Regions from separate parts of the Homo sapiens genome. Here region 2 is linked to region 1. A link is a loop called in an ENCODE intact Hi-C map of the cell type or tissue named here. Cell type or tissue: heart right ventricle. All regions are shown on one strand. Each heading gives the region's core, and the rest is flanking DNA. Links, peaks and the distances in the headings are about the cores only. Region 1 holds the start of KLHL3 (kelch like family member 3). Region 2 overlaps KLHL3 (kelch like family member 3).

Region 1 (12,980 bases), core at 2,184-10,183:
CTCCCCCGTGGTTGTCCTTCAGAGAGGTAGAATGTGGTTGCAGGCCCTCAGGAATATCTTGCCAGTAATATTTTACTGCAAATCAATAAACTGATGACATGTTGACTATTGTATTTTAGGTTCTCATGAGGTCATTGGCATGACTCTGCTTCTCCAACTCTGGACAGCAATGGGACCCTATATAGATAGGATTTCTGAGCCCCTGGCACTCTGGTCAAACTGCAGATCTAGTAAGTATCCCAATCCTAAAGTTCAAGACCAAAATGATCAAACTTAGATTTCTACTTCTGGATTAATGAAGAACCTGACTCTTGAAGATGTCCAGCCAGCAGGATTCAGGACTTGGTGGTGCAGTCCTGCTATCACAAAGTACCATTTACACACAGGTTACCAGAGAGCCCCATACTCTTCATCCTCTTTCAGCAGTGCCACCTCAGTTCATAGAATTAGGCTGAATCGCTATAATAGCCCACATGGACACGTAGAACACATGCATTAGTAAGGTACAGATCGAGTTAACATTTCCTGAAAGTTGAGGGTATGTTAAAGCACCTTACCTCCATTTTATCTTCAGAACAACCCTAGGAAGTAGGTAGCATTATCTCTTAAGGTACAGACATAAAGTCTTCCCAAAAGTCCCACATAACTAGTAAGTGCAGAACTGGCACTGAAACCCAGGTCTATCTGACTCCAAGGCCTGGGCTTTTAATAACAATGTCCACTGACTCGGGATAATGTCCATAGCCCATCAGGCCAAGTGAGGCACAACCCTTCATGTCCCACTCTCTGACGTTCTTCCTTGTGCAACCAAACCAGGCCAAATGAAAAAAGACCAAATCTCCTAGGACCTGTGATATAGCACTACTTCACTTCTGATTATGGGAAATTGCAGTGTGTACTGGAGTCAGTGTTATTAATTGTATTGAACTTGGAGTTTCCACACTGGGGCCTTCACACAAGCCAATCATGATTCACCAAAGATGACCAGCAGATGCTGTCATTCTTGTAACATGCTCCTTCATAAACAAGCTCAAGAACAGGTATGTTACTAATCACATTCCTAAAACCCCAAGTCACAAACTGCTTTCTTTAAAACTCAAGGGGAAAACTCTTAAGTGGGCTGTGTAAAAATGTAAAACATTTTACACAGACAGATAGAATTAGACAAGAAGAGAGAAAGACTAAAAGAAAACATGCTCCTCATTATGTGGCATTTTGGAAGCCAAGCTTATGTTTGGTTTGAATAGGAGAGCTGAGCCCTTGTATGTGTGTGGTTTTGATAGTGGCTATGATATACTTTCATAAGTGAAAATGAAAAGTCCAGGAAAGTTGTGCTAAGACTCTGAAAATCCTCATAAATGATAAAAAGTTAGATCTCTGACCTGAGAGGCATTGAACTTATTTAACAGAAAAAAAAATCTACCAACACATGTTCAAGCTATTTTTTACATGGTTTATTAGTGCTCTATTCCGTTTAACCTAGTTTGAACATTCATCCAGAAATTGAAAAAAAAAAATAGGTCAGTTTGATGATGGCAAATTTCATCAAATAAAGCACTTGCTTTAGGAAAACTTACACAAAAATTATCTTGTCCAGATCTGTTTTACCAGTTCAAAACTTAGCAAGCAAAATCCTAAAAATCCAAATCTGGGTGCAGGGATATCAAGAGGTTTCTTTCCCTGACTTTGTTTTTGCAGTTGAAAACCTTACTTTGTCAAAAAGTATTTCCAAAATGGAAAAATTTGGTTTCAATTATCATGGTTGAAATGCGTGCACATCTGCTTCAGGCAGCAGTGATGCCCAAAACTTTTTACAGAATTTTCTATCCCTGACTTCTAAGGTTGGGGGAGGACTAAGTGACTTGCCGCTGGGAACAGAAAAAAGGCTAGGTTGCTCAACACTTGCTCTTCCCTGGGTCTTGCCAGCATTCAACCTGACATTACAAAACTCAACATTTAAAGTGTACTGGCTTTCTAAGTCTTGTCTCCTCAGAAAATATTCTCTATCTGTCGTTCCTGGATCAAGGGTAAATAGATGAGCTCCTTTTGCTCAGAAGTTCCCTGAGGTCCAAAAACAGACTCTCCTTCATAAAAACCAGCCATTAAGAACCATCCTCTGAGGACACCTCACACAAAATCACAGCATAGTGCCCGGTACATGGTGCCCCTCTCAAGCAGGGGCATCTCTGTGCTTCTGATGAAGAAAATAATCACAATTTTAAGAAAAATAGACAATTAACTTCCCCTTTTTATGATGCTTCTTCCAAAGTTGTGGTGCTCTGTAACTCTTGCAGATCTGCCACAGTCTGGGCCTGAATGTTTTTTATTGTGGTAAAATAGATGTAACATAAAATGTATAATTTTAACCGTTTTTAAGTACAGTCATACTGTTGTACAACCATCACCACCACCCATCTCCAGAATTATTTCATCTTCCCAAACTGAAACTCTCTATCCATTAAACAATAACTTCCCCACTCCTCCCTCCCTCCAGCTCCTGGTAACCATTTTACTTTCTGTCTCTATGAATCTGACTAACCATTTATTTTGAAATTTTATTTTAAGCTATCCACAAGGCTGATTTCCAGAACTGAAATAAAATCCCAATTGCAAGGGCAACTGCCATTTCTGATATCTATCTTCTCTACATTCACACTCACACAGAAACAATTTATCATTGTAATAGCTAACAGCCAGAGACCCTTTCCCTTTGCAAAACAGAAGACAAAATCACCTTCCTCTGACTGTTCAAGCCACAGTGATTCTCCCATGGAGGGAACTGGGGAAGACTTAGCATCATAAGGTCCAGGAGAGACCTGGAAATCTAGAAAGATACAGCAAAGGCTAGTGCAAATTCACAAGTTCTTCTTAAGAGATTTTGGCCTGAACAAACATGCATCCAGCCCATGGTTCCAACCACTGAGGCAACTAGATGCCACAGGTTGTCTATAAAAAGAAAGATTAAGGTAGATCTTGGTGAAACCTAAAAGAAGAAATGCCAAGCCCTATGGGGTAACTTACTATAAGGAGATAGTTTTAGATAAGAAGCAAGATGACGGCCTGATAAGCTCCCTCATTTCCTCATGGAAATGGTTCTACATAATCTGCTTTGGATGATAAAAAAAGAGAGGTCCTAAAATATGCCTTGGTTAGTAACCCAGCAGCAAAGTATAGGGTACAACATAGCAATAGGTGGATACCAATGATAATAGCAACTACCATCTACTGAGTACTCACTCTGTGCCTAAAAAACTTTACTAGGTACCTTACACATATTGTACCATTTAATCTTCACAACAGCTCTATGAAGTGTAAGTACTGTTATTATTCCCTTTACACAGAAGAGAAAAATTAGTTCTGAAAAAAATGTGACACACTCAAGGTCACACTGTTTGTAAAGCAGATTCACCGCTAGGTCTATGTTACTCCAAAGTCCATGCTTTTAATTAATAGCCTTTCAAGGTAGAAAGTATTTTCATACCCTCATGGCAAAGAAAAAAAAAATTGTTCATTAGCAATCCCTTGGTTGAAATTTTGTAATGCTTAAAAACAGCCCCGATTAAGATTCAGCAGGTTAAGTGTGGAATGAGCACCAGATTGAGGATCCCTCCAGTCTCTGGAGGTTGGACATGTGATCCTAGGCGAGTCACTCAGCTTCTCTGGACCTCAATTTCCCAGGGAACTTGTAAAACAAGGCTACTTCCCTCTGTTCTCCCCCTACCTCAAAGCATTCCTTGAAGTCAGTTACCCGTGCTAAGATAATAAGGCTGATATCCAAAGATGAGGCTATTGGCCAAAGGCTTCAGTCTCTTCTTTCACCAACTTTCTTTTTAGTTATCAGAGCCTCACACAAAAGTTATTAGCTAATCAGCTAATAACTATTCAGCACCTGCTATTTGTGTACCCATGCAGTAGTCAATGGGGGTATTTAGAAGTACAAGGCACCAGCCTTGCCCTTGAGGACCTGTCTCCAAGTCTGGGGACTGCTAAGATATATGAAATAAAAGCACTGAAAGATCTGGTGGGCCTATTATTCAGTGTCCAACTATGAGATACAAACCAGAGGTATTAGAATTCCGAAGAACATCAGCCAGGACTAGAAAAGCTGAGTTTCCAAGATAAAGTAGAATTTTAGAATAACCTTGATAGATAGATAACTTTTGCAAAATTGGAAGGGAAAGACATCCAGCAAAAGAAACTCTGGGAGCTAAGGATATGAGGCTAGATGGAGTAATGTATAGGATGGGTGATCATGAAAGAGATCAACAGAATTCTCAGTAGGTATATGAGTGAGCAGTGGAAATGGGAACAGGAGTTAGAGTTCAGAAGACTTGAACGCGTGGCATGGTAAGCTGGACTTGGAGCAGGAACAAAAGGTATGACCTGGGTGACCTGGTGAACATTGGAAGCTGCTCGGTTTGGATTTCTTGTCTACCATCTGCCTTCAGCAGAGGAAAAGTACAAGAACATGTGCAACCTGGTGTTCTAAAGCCATAGACATCAGCCATCCCAGCTGAGAGGCCCCAGGACAGGGGCAAGGACTCACTATATTTCTGAACACAGAACTGGGAACACAGTGCCCAAAACTGTTTGATCCGCTGCTGGTAGTCTCACACTGACCTCTCAACCCCAGTTACACCACAGGTCAAGCAAATAGGCATGGCCCAGAATCTCTAAACCTTCATCGCATCAACCCCATTCTCTGCCACCTACCAGATCAATGGGACACTGTTTTGGGGACCAAAGACACTGCTCACCTCTGCCCCACACTTAGGAAATAGGCCTTCATATTCTGCTGCTCAGCAGGCCTCACAGAGTTCAACACTAAACTCCTGTTGCAAAGAGCACCCAGAAAGAGAATGCACCAGCAGCACAGTCAGTCCCAGGCTCTTCCTGTGGGAGTCATCAAGAAACACAGTTCCCAGGGCCTCTACAGACAAAAGAATGACACCCAATCATCATGCTAGTTCTAATAGGGTCTAGAGATGTTTAATGGCATCACTGTGCCCCGTGAGACACAGAAGTCACAACAACTCATGAAAAGGAAAGTGTTCATTGAGATACTCTCTAGTGTTGACTTAGTTGAGCCTATTATTGTTAACCAGATGGTTACTGTCTGCATCAAACTGGCAATCTGGAGCAGCAGGCTTCCCCTCAGTGGTGCACTGCCATGGCCGGACCCCTCCCTGCAGTCTTCTCTCCTCAGATAAAATGGCAAGCCTCGTACTCTACCAACTGCAGACCAAAGAATGAAGAGGTTGGCACTCAAGAGATATTTTACTTCATAGACAGAGGAATGTCACCTCTGCACTGCGCTGAGCACCTTCACAATGAAAGATTCAGATCTTCAGATAACAATTTAAAAATTTAGATGTGTGTGCCTGCCAGGATCTAACTGCCTCGCTAGTTAGATCCAGCTCAACAAAAGTACTTAAAATCTTTTCTGCTGGTTCCTATTTCAAAAGAAATCCCTGATGGAGGAAGCACAGACCTTCCAGTATCACTCATAAACTTTTCAATACAAATATGAAACTCAGTTCAGAGCAAGTATCATCTGACTGGGTTTCTCTCCTTCATCCCTGAATGTGTGTGTATACAGGCATACACGGCGTGCACGCGCGCACACACACAGCCATCAGCATGGCATGCTTGCTGAAGATTCAAGCACTCCTGCGTGAAAATGCAAGTACACTATGTCAGGTCAGCCCCACTATGACATCAAAAACCCCCCACCAAAGAAAAAACACCCCGGGAAAGGAGCCAGGAAAGGGAAACGCCTCCTTGAAACAGCCTGAGAAAGGCAATCTGATTCAGCCTGTGCTGAAACTATTCCCGAACACCAGCCAGGAAGTCCCTTCTTTCAGGGTGCTCCGCTGCCTAGCAAACCCAGACCTGCCTTTGCGGAAGCCAGATCTCTGGAGATTCAAGCCCTGGAACGGGTGATTTGGAAAGCGGCTTTCCTGCTCTTGTTCTGGCGCCCTTTAAGATCCATCAGTGGCCAGGTCTTCCAACTCTGCCTAGCCAATGCAAACACAAAAGCTGGTGGCTGCACCGCAAGCACACATACACTTACATACACACACAACACAGCACACACTTATACATACATACCTTTCACCCTCCATTGTGTGAGGCCCAGCCAGGGTGGTAGCTGCTGAACTGTGTATGCACTCGGGGATCCTAGTTCTGTTCTTGATTCTCCCAGCAGACCAGTGGGAAATCTGATCAGCAACAGTGATTCAGCATGGCTGCAAGTGAAGCCTCCTCCCTTCTCAATCCTCCTTCCTCTGACTTACTCGCAGCAGCTTCTACCGCAAAAGCAGCAGCAACAGAAAATGTCTTACCCAGAGCTCCCTGCAGCCCTTTCAGCTGCTAAAAGCAGCAACCCACTTGCTCCCCCTCCCCCGCAGGCTTGCTGCTCCTTGGTCTCCTAGGAACGGCGGCAGCTCCAGCGACCCAGGTGCACTGCCACCTTTCCAGCTTCCTCTGCATCTGCCCAGGCATCCCCAGCCCAGGCGATTAGCCCGCCCCTGGGGCTCCTGCCTCCTCTGTCTAGGCTGCAAAGAATCAGGCAGTTCGTCACTAGCCCGAGAAATACTGGCCCCTACACCCTCCCCTGCTCCCATAGGCTATGAGTCTGTCAGCCTGGCCAGATTGCTGGAATGAGGAGGCCCCTCTGTGGCCTGCAGTGGAGTTTATCATCCACCTGGGGAAATTCACTTGTAGGTCACAGTTTATGTTCCAAATCCTCCTCCCAAATTCTGTAGTAGCTCTGAGTGTCTGATAGATGGGGAGAAGTTAAGGGAAAAGCACCTGACAGAAGTGAGAAAAACACAGAGAGAAATTAAGAGAATACAGAGAGAAATTGGAAAACTAGTCGAAAAAGAGAGGTAGTACAAATAGGTGAAACTGAAACAAACCCTATTTTACTGCAAGAGGCCAAAGACTACTGCAGTAAAGCTATCACAATGAATACTAAAATATCTTAGCACAATCCTAAAATATCTTCCTAAAATCTGTCATATTGGAATTTAACTTAAGCAGTGGCTCCAACTAGTAAGTCTCCCACTGAACCCCCATATCCAGCCAAAGATCTTTCACATCCTGTAATCTCCAGCTGCTGAGCTTCAATTTAGACTAATTTAACTCTCCCTGCCTGAAATGCCTTCTCCAATCCCAGTCCTTTAGTCTTTCTGGGAGTCCAGTCAAATCCCATGTCTTCATAAAACCTTCCCTAATCACACCAATGACAGTCAATCACCACCAAAATACACAAACTATACTTTCCTGTATCGTCATCTCACACCTAATATACAGTCTTGGCTAATTCATTATTTATAAATCTTCTTTCCCAAACTAAAACATAATCTTGTGGAAGGCATGAGGCCAGTCTGTATATCCTAGCCACAGAGGCTTAGAGGTAACTGGGACAATTAGCTGCAAAAAGTGGTGCAGAAGCTATCCTAATGCCTCAGAAAAAAATCAGCTATGAGCATCTCTCTTCTGGGACACCTCATGGCACCCCTGGGCTTTTCCGAATCCACACCAGCACTCACTGGGTGAGTGACTTTCCTGAGTAGTGTTCTCCACACTCTGGACCTCATGCTCAGCTACTCATTCACAATATAGGGTCAGACCAGACAATCTTTAGAGTCCCTTTCAGCTCCAAGATCACAGGATTCTAAAAATGTTTTAAATGGTCCGTTTTTCTTCTCAGAGTAATCCGTGTGATTGTTTAAGAAGAAATACTAGGCTCCAATGTGTTGTAGGGGGCTTCAAGGAGGATAACATGATGTAGGTGAAAGTACGAAGAGACGCTCAGTAAATCTATCATCCTTATCATTTTAACCTGTTAAATTTCTTCACTACTACAAAGCCCTAAAACCACAGAAGGAAGAGAGGAACACTGAGGTGACAGAAAGTAAAAGTAACTAAAACTTTATATAGCCTCCTGAACTCAAACTGGCTACAGGGTTATTCTCAAAGATTACCTCCCCTGGCACCTCAGTGTTCTCTTAGACAAGGCCATTACTCACACTCACTCTTTCTCAAGTGAGAAGAGGCCTGGATAATTTCATTTACACCCCACAGGGCTGTATCTTCACTTCTTCCTTGCACAACAATACCCCTCATATCTTGTTCCCTCTATGTCCCTTCCTCCTCTAATCAGCCTTGTGGCCCTGCTCCAGATATTTCCTCTTGAGGCCAATCACAGGGACCACAAAAAGCTGAACATCACAAATAAGGAAACTGAATCTCGGAATCCGTGCCAGAGTTCAGACATCCACCAGGAACACAACTGGGTGATTCATAAAAGGGACATAAGAAAGAGATGACTCCTCCTTTGCACATACCCACGTTTACATATTCGCCATACAGGAAGGTGTGGAAATGCCACATCTAACAAACCAGACAAAGAAAAAAGATCAGAAAAGGAAATATGTAAGGGTTGTATGTATTCAAGTTTCAAAATATAACTATTAAGAGCCAGTATAAAACCCTGCTAAATTTCCCTGCAAAACCATACGACTACACCTTCATACTTTATTCACCACTCATGATTCACAGGAGGTAGACAGAATAGAGAACACTCAGAAGAGGCCATTTAGAAAAGAAAGGTCATCTTAAGCAAAAAGAACAAAACTGGAGGCACCACATTAACTGACTTCAAACTATACTACAAGGCTACAGTAACCAAAACAGTATGGTATTGGTACAAAAACAGACACATAGACCAATGGAACAGAAAAGAGAACCCAGAAATAAAGCTGTTCACCTACAACCAACTGATTTTCGACAAAGTCAACAAAAATAAGCAATGGGGAAAGGACTTCAATAAATGATGCTGGGATAACTGGCTATCCATATGCAGAAGAAACTGGACCCTATCACCATATATAAAAATTAACTCAGGCACAGTGGCTCATACCTGTAATCCCAACACTTTGGGAGGCCAAGGCGGGCAGATCACCTGAGGTCAAGAGTTTGAGACCAGCCTGGCCAACCTGGTAAAACCCCATCTTTACTAAAAATACTACAATTAGCCAGGTGTGGTGGCATGTGCCTGTAGTCTCAGCTACTTGGGAGCCCGAGGCAGGAGGATCACTTGAACCTGGGAGGCAGAGGTTATAGTGAGCCAAGACTGCACCACTGCACTCCAGCCTGGGTGACAGAGCAAGACTCTGTCTCAAAAAATAAAATAAAATAAACCCAAGATGGAGTAAACAATTAAATGTAAGACCTAAAACTATTTAAAAAAGGAAAAAAACCTAGGAAATACCCTTCTAGCAATGCAGCAAAAGCAAAAATTGACAAGTAAGACCTAATTAAACTAAAGAGCTTCGTATAGCAAAAGAAACTATCAACAGAGTAAACAGACAATGTACGGAATAGGAGAAAATATTCATAAACTGCATCTGACAAAGGTCTAATATGCAGAATCTATAAGGAATTTAATTCAACAAGCAAAAAACATGTAAACCCATTTTTAAAAGTGGGCAATGGACATGAACAGACGTTTCTCAAAAGAAGACATACAAACAGCCAACAAACATGAAAAAATGCTCATCGTCACTACTCACCAGAGAAATGCAAATCAAAACCACAATGAGATACCATCTCACACCAGTCAAAATGACCATTATTAAAAAGTCTAAAAATAACAGATGTTGTCAAGGCTGTGGAGGAAAGGGAATGCTTATACACTGCTGGTGAATGTAAATTAGTTCAGCTACTATGGAAGGCAGTCTGGAGATTTCTCAAAGAACTAAAAATAGAACCACCATTCGACCCAGCAATCCCATTACTAGGTATATGCTCAAAAGAAAATAAACCATTCTGCCAAAAAGGCACATGCACTTGTATGTTCATCGCAGCACTATTCAAAATAGCAAAGACAAAAAATCAAGTTAGGTGCCCATCAATGGTGGACTGAATAAAGAATGTGTGGTATATATATACCAAGGAATACTACACAGTCATAAAAAAAGAATAAAATCATGTCCTCTGTGGCAACATGAAAGCAGCGAGAGGCCATTATCCTATGTGAATTAGTGCAGAAATAGAAAACCAAATGTCACACATTCTCAGTTATAAGTGGGAGCTAAACATTGGGTACATATGGACATGAAGATGGGAACAATAGATACTGGGGACTACTAGAGGATGGAGGGAGGGAAAAGGGGTTATATGATTTGGATGTTGGTAGCCTCCAAATCTCATGCTGGAATGTAATCCTCAGTGTTAGAGTTGGAGATAGGGCCTAGTGGGAGGTGCTTGGGTCATAGGGGCAGATCACTCATAATAGTTTCACACTGTCCCCATAATAAAGAGTTTTCACTCTGAGTTCACTCGAGATCTGGTTGTTTAAAAGTGTGTGGCACCTTCCTCCTCACTCTCTTGCCTCTGCTCTCATCACGTGATATACCAGCTCCCCCTTTGCCTTCCACCACAATTGTAAGCTTCCTGAGGCCTCCCCGGAAGCAGATGCCAGCACGCTTCCTGTACAGCCTGCAGAGCCATGAGGCAATTAAACCTCTTTTCTTTATAAATTACCAAGCCTCAGGTATTTCTTTATAACAACACAATAACCACCTAATACAAGGAGCAAGCCTAAAAAGGTAGTTGAAAAGCTACCTATTGGGTACCATGCTCATTACCTAGGTGACAGGATCATTCATACCCCAAACCTCAGCATCATGCAAGATACCCATGTAACAAACCTGTACATGTACCCCTCGATCTAAAATTAAAGATGAAATTTAGGAAAAAAAAAAAAAAGGAAGAAAGGTTATCTAGCAAAACCAGGGGCAGAGCTGAGTCAAGAAGCAAAGTCTCCAGACTCCTGGCACAAAGTTCCTACCCCCAATATTTTCCAGTTTCAGAAACACATTTTACATTTTCTACCTTATTATCCAAATGTTCTCTGGACCACAGTCTGAACCTGTTTGCTCTATGCTAATTTTCCTGACTGGACTTCAGATTAAGGACAGTTGCTATTGGAGTCCTGCAGTAGAGGAGAGTCAAAATAATCAATGTGGTATCTGTCTGGAGAAAAAGGTCCCATCCTCAGATTGCTCAGCAATAATAGTGTCTTAGTCCAGCAGGCCCCAACCTTTTTGGCACCAGGGACCAGTTTCATGGAAGGCAACTTTTCCAAGGATGGGGGTGGGGGGTCAGGGGGGATGATGGTTTCAGGATGAAACTGTTCCACCTCAGATCATCAGGCATTAGATAGCTTCTCAAGGAGCGCACAACCTAGATCCCTTGCACACACAGTTCACAATAGGGTTCATGCTCCTAGGAGAATCTAATGCCACTGCTGAGCTGACAGGAGACAGAGGTCAGGTGGTCATGCTCGCTTGCCGGCTGCTCACCTCCTGCTGTGCATCCCAATTCTTAACAGGCCATGGACCAGTACCAGTCTGTGACCTAGGGACCACTGTCTTAGCCCAGTCCTTCCCACACCCCAGCCTTCTTCTACAGCTTATCAAAAGTCCCTAGTGGCCCCAGATCTCTACCCCAAAGCAATGTATTCAGCCATCTACACCAACTTTGTTTAGAATCATTCAGCTCTTATGTGGCTTAGGAAGAAACCATGTTGGGAGGAGAAACTTTTTTAAGCTAGGTTTTATCTAGAAAGTTCTCTCTTCCATACTCTATCTCTGTACAGGGAGCCAGTTAAATTTATCTGAAGACAGCTAAGCCAATCATTCTTCCTTGTAAATGCTCTTTTTCTTTTCTTGCCTTTACCCTCCTTCTCCAGGACATCAGTTCCTCACATTTGCAGGCACCATAACACAGTACAATGGTCCCACACCTAGCTGTGCATCAGAACCATCTGCCCAGCTGGTTAAAATGGTAGGTGTCAGATCAATAGGCATGAAGAAAAGTTTTTAGGGTTATAGAAATGTTCCGTATCTTGACTGTGGTAATACCTACACAACTGTATACAAGTACTGCATTTCATTAAACTATACACTTAAAATGGGTTTATTTATGCAAATTATACCTCAATAAATCTGGAAAAATGAAAAAACACTACAGGGTCCGGCTCTTCCTCACACCCATAGAATCAGGGCCTGAGGAACAGGAATTTTTTTAATTTTTTTCCTTTAGTTTTAGAGACGGGGTCTCTCTATGTTGCCCAGGCTGGTCTCGAACTCCTTGGGCTCAAGCAGTGCTCCCGCCTCAGCCTCCCAAAACGCTGGGATGGACAGGTGTGAGCTATCGCACCCACTAGGAACGGGAATTTTAATGAACTTCGTAGGTGACTCTAATGCACAGCTAGATGCAAACATCACCTGAACAATGAAAAGAGCCCAGACCATTAAAATCAGACAGGGCAAGGTCCAAATGTACTTACCAGAAACATGACCCTAGGCAAGTTACAAGCTTCGATTTTTCTCATTCGAAAAAAGGTGAGAACAATAGTACCTACTTCACAGCATTGTTAGGTTAGAATGTAAAGCACTTAGCTGAGAGCCTGGCCTATAATAAGCACTCAGCAACCATTAGTAGCTATGATTTTCATTGTCTGTGCCAATGCTACCGAACCTGAGCACTCGGTCCTAGGTTCAAGAAGAAAATTAACCAGGGTAGGGCCTCTCCTGGAGCTATTTTCACATCTCCACTGGTTACTATTACCAACAGGTCAGCAAGGAGTAGACAAGACCAAAGCTAAATTAAGGTCCACCCACACCTGTATCACCAAAATGCCCTCTCATATTCAGGAGCACTTGCCAAGTGCCCTCAGACAGCCAGGCAGAAACTGAAAAGGAACTTGAGACCCCAAAAAGTCAAAAGAGAAACAAAACAGCACCTTATCCAGAGGAATAAGGACTCTTCCTCTGAAGGTAAAAGAATTCACGCCAAGTAGATTCCAGAGTATAATCACTCATGCCATTTGTGTTGCATTTTTAAGCTTACAAAGTGCTTCATATCCATCATCTCCTTTGACTTAAGACAACATCCCCTGAATG
Region 2 (11,283 bases), core at 2,693-10,692, 76 kb before region 1:
AATACATATGTTAATTAGCTAAATTTAGCCATTCCACAATGTATCTATATTTCAAAACCTCATGTTGTACATGATAAATGCATATAACTTTTGTCAATTAAAAAATTAATTAGTGGCCGGGCGCGGTGGCTCACGTCTGTAATCCCAGCACTTTGGGAGGCTGAGGCAGGCGGATCACGAGGTCAGGAGATTGAGACCATCCTGGCTAACACGGTAAAACCCCGTCTCTACTAAAAATACAAAAAAAAAAAAAATTAGCCGGGCGTGGTGGCAGGCACCTGTAGTCCCAGCTACTCGGGAGGCTGAGGCAGGAGAATGGCATGAACCCGGGAGGCAGAACTTGCAGTGAGCCGTGATTGTGCCACTGCACTCCGGCCTGGGCAACAGAGTAAGACTCCGTCTCAAAAAAAAAATAATAATTAATTAGTTAAAAAACTATCTTCCAAAGATACTGCTAAAAAAATGAAAATATAAGGCACAGGTTGGGAGAAAATATTTGCACAATATATATCTTATTAAAGACTTGTATCCAGAATACATAAAGAATGTTTACAACTCAATAAGAAAACAATAACCCAATTTTTCAAATGGGCAAAATATTTTAATAGACACTTCACCAAAGAAGAAATATGGGTGGCAAATAGGCACATGAGAAAATCTCAACAGCACAGTGATTAGAGAGATGCATATTAAAACCATAGTGAGATACTACCACAGACCTACTAGAATGGCTACAATTTTTAAAAATAGATAATGTCAAGTAGTAGCAGGACTGCAGAATAACTGAAACTCATATATTGCTGGTGGAAATGCATAATAGTATAGCCATTTTAAAAAACAGTTTAGCAATTTCTTATAAAGTTAAACATATACTTACCATACAACCCAGCAATCCTACTCCTAGGTATTTACCCAAGAGAAATTAAAACATATGTCCACACAAAGATCTGTAAGTGAAATCACAGCAGCTTTATTTGTAACAGCCAAAAACTGGATACCCAAATGTCCACCAACTCGTGAATGAATAAACTATGGTCCATCCATACAATGGAATGTTACTTAGTGATAAAAAGGAATGAGCTCCTGATACATGCAACAACGGGGATGAATCTCAAATGCATTATGGTAAGAAAAACAAGCCAAGCTCAAAGGACTACATACAGCATGATTCCATTTATATGACACTCTAGAAAAGGCAAAACCATAGGGACAGAAATCAGATCAGTAGTTGTCAGAGGCTGGGGGTAGAAGAAGAGGATTGACTACAAAGCAGCACATGGAAACTTTTTGTAGTGATTAAAATATTCTATGTTTTGATTGGGATGGTGGTTACATGACTGTGCACTTGTAAAAACTTATCACATTGTATCTCTAAAAAGTGTGAATTTTACTGCATATAAATTATTATACCTCTACTAATCTAAAAGAAAATAATCTCTTTAAACCGCTAACAAAACCTGAAAGCTGTTTCTCAGGAAGCAGTTCGGTGTAAAAGGAAAAGCATGGACTTTGGAGTGAGACAGACCGAACCCCAGCTCTGCACTTAGCCAGTACTTAACTGGGCAAATTTCTTAACCTCTCTGAGTAATCTAAGTAGGGATATGAATAGGACAGACCTATTGCTGTGATGATTTATTAAGACAGTACACGATCTGATAATCCCTAAGTGATCATTTCCCTCAGCATACCCTATTCATTCTTCAAGCCTTCAGTGGGGATCCCCTCACTAATTTAAGTGCTTAAACAATGGTGATGAGAGTATAGTTTAAGAAGCACGTTAGACAACATAACCTTAAATCATTCAAGGATTAAATACAGGAGAACAATGAGACAAAGAGTAGTGATGTCTTCTTTCTTTCTTTCTTTAACAGATTCTAAGGAAGTCATGGTTCCAGTTGCCTGCAGAAGGCCCAGGAATCTAAATGTTTTCATTCAGAAAATAAATGTTTCTTAAGGAGTAGGGATGACAGAAGGATGGCTTTGACCTCCTGAAACAAGGGGTAGACTCTTCTTTCTCAACTATAGATTAAATCCCTGGGATGGAACAGGGGTGATGGTGGAGCAGCTCTCAGCATGCTTAGTCCAGGCTCAGGCACAAACTGGGCTTTAATTTTAAAACTATCTTTTTATGGGTATATGAGGTAAGAGCTAACATGGAGTCCAAAAAAGGAGAGGTCACTAGGTATGGTTTCTACACAAAAAAGCTGGGCCAGTGCTGAACCATTCCCTTAGCTCCAAGCTACACTCCTCAGGCAAAGATGTCATTCTTCTGATATCATAGAGGATGAGAACCAATTTCCAAAGGGAAATGTCACAGACAGAAGACCAGCTGAAAACCCAGGGAAGTAAAAAGGCTAAATAAAAAGCAGCACACTTAGAATCAACATTCTCAAGACATGCAGCTTGTGGAAATTTAGATCATAATAAAGATAGTATTCAAACCAATGGGGGAAGAGGGGAATTAATGAATAAAATAACCTTGAGACAATTGGCTCATCATTTGCAATACCAATAAAACTGAATCCCTGCCCTCACTCCTTACACACAAAAAATAATTCTAAGTGCATCAAAGATTCAAATGTAAAACAAAAATTATAAAGGTACTTGAAGAAAACATGGGGACATTATTTAAATAATTTCAGAGTAAAGAAAATATTTCTAAACATGACACAAAACCCAAGCTATAAAGCAAAAGATAGATCAATTTGACTCCTTAAAAACTGGGGCTTTTTTGGACCAAAAAATTACTATAAACAAGAGGCAAATTGCAAACTAAGAAAAAACATATTTGAAATACATACATTCAAAGGCCTAACCTCTTTCATGTACAAAGAGCCTTTAGAAACTACAAATAAGGCCAGGCACAGTGGCTCACACCTACAATCCCAGCATTTTGGGAGGCCAAGGTGGGTGGACTGCTTGAGCTCAGGAGTTCGAGACCAGCCTAGGCAATAGGCAAAAACCTGTCTCTACAAAAAAATTAAAAGAAAAAAAATTAGCTGGGTGTGTTGGCACACACCTGCAGTCCCAGCTACTTGGGAGGCTGAGGTGGGAGGATCACTTGAGCTTGGAAGATGGAAGCTGAAGTGAGCTGAGATCACTCCACTGCACTCCGGCCTGGGTAGAAGAACAAGACTCTGCCTCAAGAAAAAAAAAAAAAAAAAGGAATAAAAAATATTAATTAAAAAATACAGTCTAATAGAAAAATGAGCCAGGGACATGAACAGAGAATTCTCCAAAATAGAAATACAAATGCCGATAATCATATGAAATCAAGATTAATCTCACTCCCAATGAAAGAAATACGAACTCAAACAATATGCCACCTTTTAAAGGATACTTGACACAGAAATGTTTACATTACAAAAAAAAAAGGAAATTACTGCAAAGCCCATCAGTAGAGGACTGTCCATAATATGCACATAATAGTGCATAAATACAATTAAACACCATGTACCATTACAATTTAAATGCTGATTTCACCTATACTGATAATATTAAAAGCAGTCTGTACCACATGGCTGCATGGGGGGAAAAATAGTTCAATCTGTATAGCAATACACTGTACATTTGTATCTATCTGTGAAAAAGTGCAGAGAGACATGTCTGAAAGAAAATTTTCCAAATAATAGCAGATTTTTTATCCTAGGAGACATTTCAAGTGACTTTTATTTAATTTCAAAATTGTAGTATCCTTTTAATAATCCACAATAAGCACATATGTCTATAATTAAAGAAAGCTAAGTTATTTTCACTTTGAAAAATATGAAGAAGTTTCAATGCAATATTTCAACCAAACAAAACAAAAGGCATCAACCTGCAGTAAGACCAATGTCCAGCCAGACCAAGGCCTTGCCTTGCGGCTGTGCCTTCTTCTAACCTGCACTAGGCAACGTGAGGCCAACAGGCAAGTATGCACTCTCAGGTTTACAAAGGTGAAGCCAGGTGCAGGATGGTATGAGTTCAGAGAACAGGTTTGGAGAGTGATAAAGACTCAGTTCAAATGCTGGTTCTACCACATTAGCTGTGTTGACCTTGGGCAAGTAAATTAACTTCTCTGAAACTCAGTTTCCTCCTTTATAAAACTAGGATAACTATCTCTACCTTGTAGTGTTGTTGAAAAGATTAAGTAAGATATTCAAGTGATAACCTCAGCACTCAATAAAGGTTAGCTGCTTGTATTATTATCTGGGACACTGAGACATTTGTTCACATTGCAACCAATATATTCCCCATGATCCAAGGTCAAGGAGCAGAGGGGAAAGAAGGTCCTGCAAACCTCAGAGAATTCCAACACCTGGTCTTGGAAAACAACATGCCTCTAGCCACTGTGAAACCTTCCTGGAAGAAGCAGGCAGGGAGGATGGCAGCCAGCTGGAAAGAGGAGGAGGAGGACAAAGCAAGGGCCTAAATAATTTCCTGGTGCTGCCTACTGTGTCATCAATGAGACAACACGACCCACTCCTCTCCTCCCACCTTTCCTCCTGGGTTGACTGATTCCTTCCCCCAGACATCAGCATGTTAGACTCCTAAAACGACTACTTTGGTGCCACACCAGACAGGACTTTAGGGATCGAGTGGAGCATCCCTCATTCTATAGATAAGGAGCCTGAGGGTCAGAGAGGAAAGAAGACTCGCAGGGAACCAAAGCAGCCAGCACACACCATAAACTCTAGGTCTCTAGATCATGGGGTCCCCTCCTGTGTCTTCCTTCCCTTTCCCTGGCTGCTCCCTCACAAATTCTCATTTCTCCCATTTCCTTCCTCTGCTTCGTGACCTGTCAAACTCCTCAATTTGACAGGGTCCCTTTTCTTAGAACCCCTTTTCTTCTCTGGGGCAGCCCTAATTGTCCTTTATGTCCTTCCCTGAGTGGGGAAAAGAAACAGACTAGGACTATTCTGACTCAAAGAATGGCCTAGAAAGAGGACTACTATGGCCATCACTAAGTGAAACCAACATAGCCATTCCTCTGCTTCCAACAGAAATAGAGCACAAGCCATGGTGTGAAATGAGAAGTCAGGGTGGGGGTGAGAGGGAGCTCTGAGTTATTCTCAAACCTCCCTGATGACATTGGAGGTTACCTTGAAACTCTTAGGAAAGGAAGACCCCAGAAGAGAGAGGTACCAGCAGATTCAAGAGGAACCAGCAGACTCCATCTCCTAGGTTGTAAATGCAACCAAGATGCAGGGCAGCCATGGGTGAGGAAAGACTTGGAGGCAGGAGTGGAAGGCCACTTTCCCAGGGCACAGTCCTGACTCTTGGTGGTGATTGGGCTGGGGCTTACCTTGGGAAGGCTGACTGGAGTCCTGGGCTTGGTCCTTGGGTTCTTAATCAATAGTCTCTGATCCAGAGGGAGGAGATGGTATTTCATGGCCTCAATGAGGAAGTCTTTACAGGTGTTGTTATTCTTTATCAAAGCTTCTTCTTCAACCGTCTAGAGGTAATAATCCACAGATGATCCTGGAGCACAGCTCAGCCACATTTCCCAAGCTTTCACCCTGGGCTCAGTCATTCCTGCACTCCCACACTCATTCATTCCTTCACCACATCATCTCAGACCCAAAGAGTTACAACTTACTGCTCACCTCCTGCATTTTAAGAGCACAGTGGGATAAGGGATCAAGCTCTGGCATTAGACCAGATCCACTACTTAACGTCTCTGATCCTCAGTTTCCTCATCTGTAAAATGGGCATATTAAAGGTATCTACAACCTCACTAGTTTTGTTTGTTTTGAGGCTTAAATGAGTTTATGCAAAACAAAAGACAAGTAGCCATCCTGAAAGCCTCTAACCACATTTCTCCTGATTTGAATGCATTATAATGCTTAGGGCAAACAGACATCTGAGAGGAGGAGTGAGGGGAAAGAGGAAAGGGTGTGGGAGCCATCAGCCAACCTTTGGAGGCATTGAGTAAAATAAGCTTGTCAAGGAGAAAGATTCATATTCGTTGTCTTATAGTGAAGGTCTCAGGGCAGAAAATCGGCCAGTGAGGCTCCTTCTAACAGAGTAACAACATCAGAGCAGAAAAATTACCCTGCACAAAGTCCCACCTATTGACCTCACCTAGGACTCCATCTAAGCTGGGGCTCTGGCTTCTTTATCTCTTATTCCAGAGCTTAGGACCTAAGCAGGTGCTCAGCACATGTAAGCCTAAAGGTTTCATGAGCAAGACCAAGCATGAAGCCATTCTGGTGCTCTAACTCTCCAATCCCCACCTTTTGGCCCAGGTCAGATCACTGTGTGGCATATCTGGAATGGGTAATGTGGTCTTCTGGGGCTGCTTTGTGTTAGGAAAGATCAATTCCATTCAACAGCTAACACTGATTGAATGTCTCCTGGTTGGGCAGCCCTGTGCTGGTCCCCAGGAAGAAAATGATGAACAAGACAAAATTTCTGACCCTGAAGAATTCAAGTCCAGTCAGAGAATGAGAAGGGCCTCCCACCTCAATTATCTCAGCCCTCAAGTCAGTGATGCACAAGGCATGACTGAGCCTCTCCTGGGTCCCCATCTGTCACTAGGAATGAAAGCATGGCCAGGGCCATCATCTGCTGGGCAGCATTGGAGCTGGCAGGGAAAAAAGGATTGGCAAGAGAAGGCCTCTGTGTACCTCTGACCACCTCCCTCCCCAGAGACAGTCCCCAAGAACTGTTTTCCTTGGAAGGTTTTTTTTTCCCCTCCCAGTAAGGAACTGAGCCAGCTTGAGACAAATCATAAACTTCTAGGGTCAATTACAAAATAAAAAGGGTGGGAGAGGATGCCTGAAAAAGCTTGGAAGGAAGGAGAAATGCATGAGCAGCTATTTCTCCAGAAGAACTTACTCAGCTTGAATTAAAAGTTCTCCTGGAAAGTTAGTGCTTCATGGGTACAAGAGTTTCAACTTTGGGGGTGATGACAAAGTTTTGGAAATCTTTATAGTAATGGTTGTACTGAATTTGAATGTAATGAATGCCTCTAAATTGTACACTTAAAATGGTTAAAATAACAAAGTTTATGTAATAAACATTTTATCACAACATATTATACATTTAGTACAATATTTTTAAATGCTGAGTAAAAGCCTAATAAATGCTACCTTTTGTGAAAGAAAAAAAAACCTCCCCCAGAAGTCAGGCAGTGTTGGTGGAGGTCTGCCCAGGGCTTTCCCTTCCTTCTCCTCCTCCTCCTCCACCACCATCAGCCATCCCAGCAATTATACTCATTTGAAGTTTCAAAGTCAAATGAATGTAATGAAACATCCTATTCCAGAGGTGTTCACTCTGAGAGGCCTGATAAAAGGCCTTTCTGCAAAAAGGGCAAAGGGAGGAGTCCCACACAACAGTTCTCATGCCCATTGCCTCTGACCCCCTTCTTTTCCAGATCTAAATTCTGCTTTGGCATAATAACCCAGGAGCCATTTCCTAATGGTGACGTTTGTTAAGCTTCAGTTGTGGATGCCTGATGAAGTTTGTGACCAACGGTCTCTAAGGCCACTTTAGCTTTCTCTGGAACCCAGGTCCCCAGGTTGCCAACCCTCCCTGTGGAAGCGAGACTATACTGGAGTCCAGGTGCCTCCTCCACCTCCAGCCAGCTTCCCACAGGACAGTGGGAGGTTTGACTGACACTGGATGCTCAGGCAAGTTCACTTCCTCCGCTTAGGGGACCTTTTCTACAGGAAAGATATGCTGCCACCAGGTGGCAGTGGTATCACCCAAAGTAGCATGCATGCCCCATTTAAGAGCTTGCAAGCATATCCCTCAGCACCTGAGAAGGCTGAAGTACGGCGATTCAGGGAACATTTCACTGACCCCTCATATCTGCAATCTACAAGTGTTACCAGCAGACGAGTTTACAAGTGCTCGTGAGGATACTGTGTCACCTGCTACTAAGAATCACAGCAGTGGTCACAAAGACTACAGAGTAAGATCAGTAACATTCACTGAACACTGTATTATAGGCCTACATGGATTATCTCATTTTATTGTTTATCCCCAAACAATCCTATAAAGGCAAGTGCCATTTTTTCCCGGTAAGAAAACTGAGGTTTAAAAAGGTTAAGCATGTACCCAGTATTATATGGCTGGAAAGTAACAAGAGCTGGGCTGCTGGGCTGCTAGGCTGCTAAACCTCCTCTTTATCCTTGCATCATATCTTCCCTTCCTTCCAGAGACTCCTTGGAGACAGCTGAGGGCTAACCTGCTGTCTCGATGTTTTGTTTTGTTCATATATTTTAAGGTTTATTCTCTGCTTATAAAAGTGTCTAATGCCATTTACTGTATAAAATAAGTCACGTAATGGGTATGCAGAAAAGAGCGTATCAATGGTGGCAGCTAGCTTAGCGGAAGAACTATGCACTGCAGAGCCAGAATGACATGGATTTGAATCCTGAGCCTCTCTAAGGCTAGTGACCCCGATAAATCCCAACCTCCATAAGCCTCAAGGCCTACATGTGTAAAAAAAGGAGTTACAATCTTTGCCCCTCTGGGTTATTATAAGGATTAAACGAGAAAACATATGGCACCATAAGGAAACCCCATAATTCTTAATTTTTCTTTCCTTTTCAGAGGAAGTGGAAGTACTCTGTATTCTAGGCACCGTTTTTACAGTCTTGAATTTGGCTTCAAGTTGCCTAAAACTAAGACATAAAGGGAACATAGAAACATTGTGGACATGACCCTTCTTGCTTCAGTCCTCTTCAACAAAGACAGCTAACTTTCATGGAACATTTGTTACCCCAGGCTCCACACGAAGCAGCTGACTTGCATACTCTACTCCTTTAGTCCTCACAACAACCCTGCTGGGCTCTACTATAATATCTGTTCTATGGAAGAAAAACTGAGGCTTGAAGAGGTTAAATAAAAATCCAAAACTAATAAGCAGCAGAGCAGAGACTGAAACCTAAGTGTCCTATTTTCAAGCCTATGCTCTTAAACTTTACAACACCTAACACTTAACCCAGTGGGCTGGTTCCCTCAGCACATACAGAAGACCCACTAAACCCTCAACTACTCCATCCAACCAGGATTGCCCATTGCTATTCCTACAGGTCTGGGTGAACACAGAAGTGCTTGGCTCTTCATACAACACTCACTTGGACTAGGTAGTCCCTAGGTAAGAGAGGAAGTCGGACATGTTCCATCAGCTTTGCCATGTGCTCTAAACGGGTTTCTTTCTCATAATTGATCCATGAGATCACAGCTTCAAACACCTATAAAGAAAAGCAACATGGGCAACTTCAGTAAAGAGACAAAAGCTTTCAAACAACCCTCAATCTGTAAAAAAAAAAAAAAAAGAGAGAGAGAAAAAGTTATGAGTCATCCACAAAGGTGTTTAATTAATCTGAGACTCATATTTAAAATAAAAACAGAAAGGGTTTGTTTACTTGCTGGCCTCAGAGAGTGATCACACACACACTCTACACACACACACACACACACACACACACACACACACACACACACAAGGACAAACCTGCTATCCCAAATGTAGAATCATCATGGTTCATTCTAAAATAAAAACCAGTTCCAATAGTTTTTTAAGGGTAAAAATACAGAGCAGTAACTGTGAACCAAATTTATAGAGGCTGCTCAGGAAGATCAGACCCTGGGGGCAATGTCGTCATCTCCCCATGCCCCCGTTTCCTCACTTATGTCCCGTGTAAAGTTAATGTAGAATAAAAACAGTAAGAATGCCCTCTGCCCAAAGCTGGCTGTGATGGTCAATGTGACACTGAATGACAAGGAATGGCAAACATTTCTCCTTGAGGAGAGATTTCATTTCTATGCAAATCAAAACTGGAGGGCTTAGAACCAAAAAGGCAGACCTATACTTTGGATGTTCACTCTACTCAAGGATAAGTCCAAATTCAAACCCTGTGCCACCACATACACATAGGCAGATAAAATTCAACGTTGGAGGGGCAATGGGGAAACCAGCAGTGTCTGTAAAAATTTCATTAATAATGATTTTTAAGAGGGGAGGGAAGTATTGGCAATATCGATCAAAATTTTAAATGTGCATTCTCGTTGACTTTAAAAATACCACTTCTAGAGCTCTAGCTTATACTCACATCAGTGTAAGAGAACAGAATATGTGCTCCAATATCTTTGCTGCAGCATGGTTGTAAAGGGATAAAAAAATGAAACAACCTAAAGTCCACTAATAGAGAAATTATTAAAGGAGTATCCATACCATTAGATACAGTTATCCCTCAGTATCCTTGAGCACTCGTTCTTTTTTTTTTTTTTTTTTTTTTTTTGGTTCTTACTCTGTCGCATAGGCTGGAGTGCAGTGGCACGATCTTGGCTCACTGCAACCTCCACCTCCCGGGTTAAGTGATTCTCCCGTCTCAGCCTCCCTAGTAGCTGGGATTACAGGTGTACACCACTACACCCGGCTAATTTTTGTATTTTTAGTAGAGACGGGGTTTCACCATATTGGCCAGGCTGGTCTCAAACTCCTGACCTCAAGTGATCCGCCTGCCTTAGCCTCCCAAAGTGCTGGGATTACAAGCGTGAGCCACCAGCCCCAGCCCCAGGGCACTGGTTCTATGACCACCCACAGATACCAACATCTGCCAATGCTCAAGTCCCTTATATAAAATGGCATAGTATTTGCACATAACCTCCGCACATCCTCCCATATACTTTAAATCATCCTCCCATATACTTTAAATACTTTAAATATATATATTTAAAGTATGTTAATAATAAATATACTTTAAATAATTATATAAGATTGCTTATAATACCTAATATAATACCCATACATCACTTCATGCAAGTGGATATGATGTAGTACTTGGTGTTGCAGCAAATTCAAATTTTGCTTTTCGCAACTTTATGGAATTTTTTTCTTCTGAATATTTCCTTAGTTGAATCCCTGGATATGGAACTCACGGATACAGAGTGCCAACTCTATTTTCGCTATTAAAAAGAATAAAGCAAACATCTTATACGTGATTAAAGAAGACATGTCAAAAAGAGCCAGCTGGATGGGGCTTTCAATGCCAATATTTGGGACAATTTAAATATCAGTGAGAATAATGAAGAAATCACATCAGTGCTGCCTCTTTGAGGGGAAGGAGGGTCAGGGAATGGCTGAAAAAGGTTCAAAGGAAACCTTTTGTGGTTTAGGGTGGGCATTACATGGGCATATACATGTGTCAAAACTAACCAAATTGTGTATTTAATATCCATATACCTCAATATAAAATATTCTTAATTTTTTTTTAAAAATTATAATATGGCCAGGTATGGTGGCTCACACCTATAATCCCAACATTTTGGGAGGCCAAGGCAGGCAGA

What was found. Hi-C counts contacts between places; a loop is a spot of excess contacts. Peaks named below come from ENCODE experiments on the same cell type or tissue, not always from the same donor. Only the 100,000 strongest peaks of a DNase experiment are listed, where the experiment ranks them.
Region 2: it touches region 1 in a loop (5-fold over the local background); 95 of 110 quality-filtered maps call a loop at or near these places.

Annotation. Positions count from the first base shown.
Region 1 is chr5:137,729,522-137,742,501 of GRCh38, forward strand. It overlaps KLHL3 (kelch like family member 3), which reads right to left and starts at 6,568. Exons shown (of 15, transcript NM_017415.3): 1 at 6,112-6,568. The coding sequence starts at 6,125. RefSeq lists enhancers at 4,766-4,835, 6,167-6,835. In heart right ventricle, for the core only: a CTCF peak has its summit at 6,675; DNase peaks (open chromatin) are centred at 5,880, 6,530 and 8,220; H3K4me3 peaks cover 2,643 bases; H3K27ac peaks cover 5,277 bases.
Region 2 is chr5:137,652,847-137,664,129 of GRCh38, forward strand. KLHL3 (kelch like family member 3) reads right to left here. Exons shown (of 15, transcript NM_017415.3): 7 at 9,069-9,185; 8 at 5,285-5,434. Among named protein-coding and RNA genes, the nearest start is that of MIR874, 11 kb to the left of the region's middle. In heart right ventricle, for the core only: a CTCF peak has its summit at 7,666 (motif pointing right); a DNase peak (open chromatin) is centred at 7,675.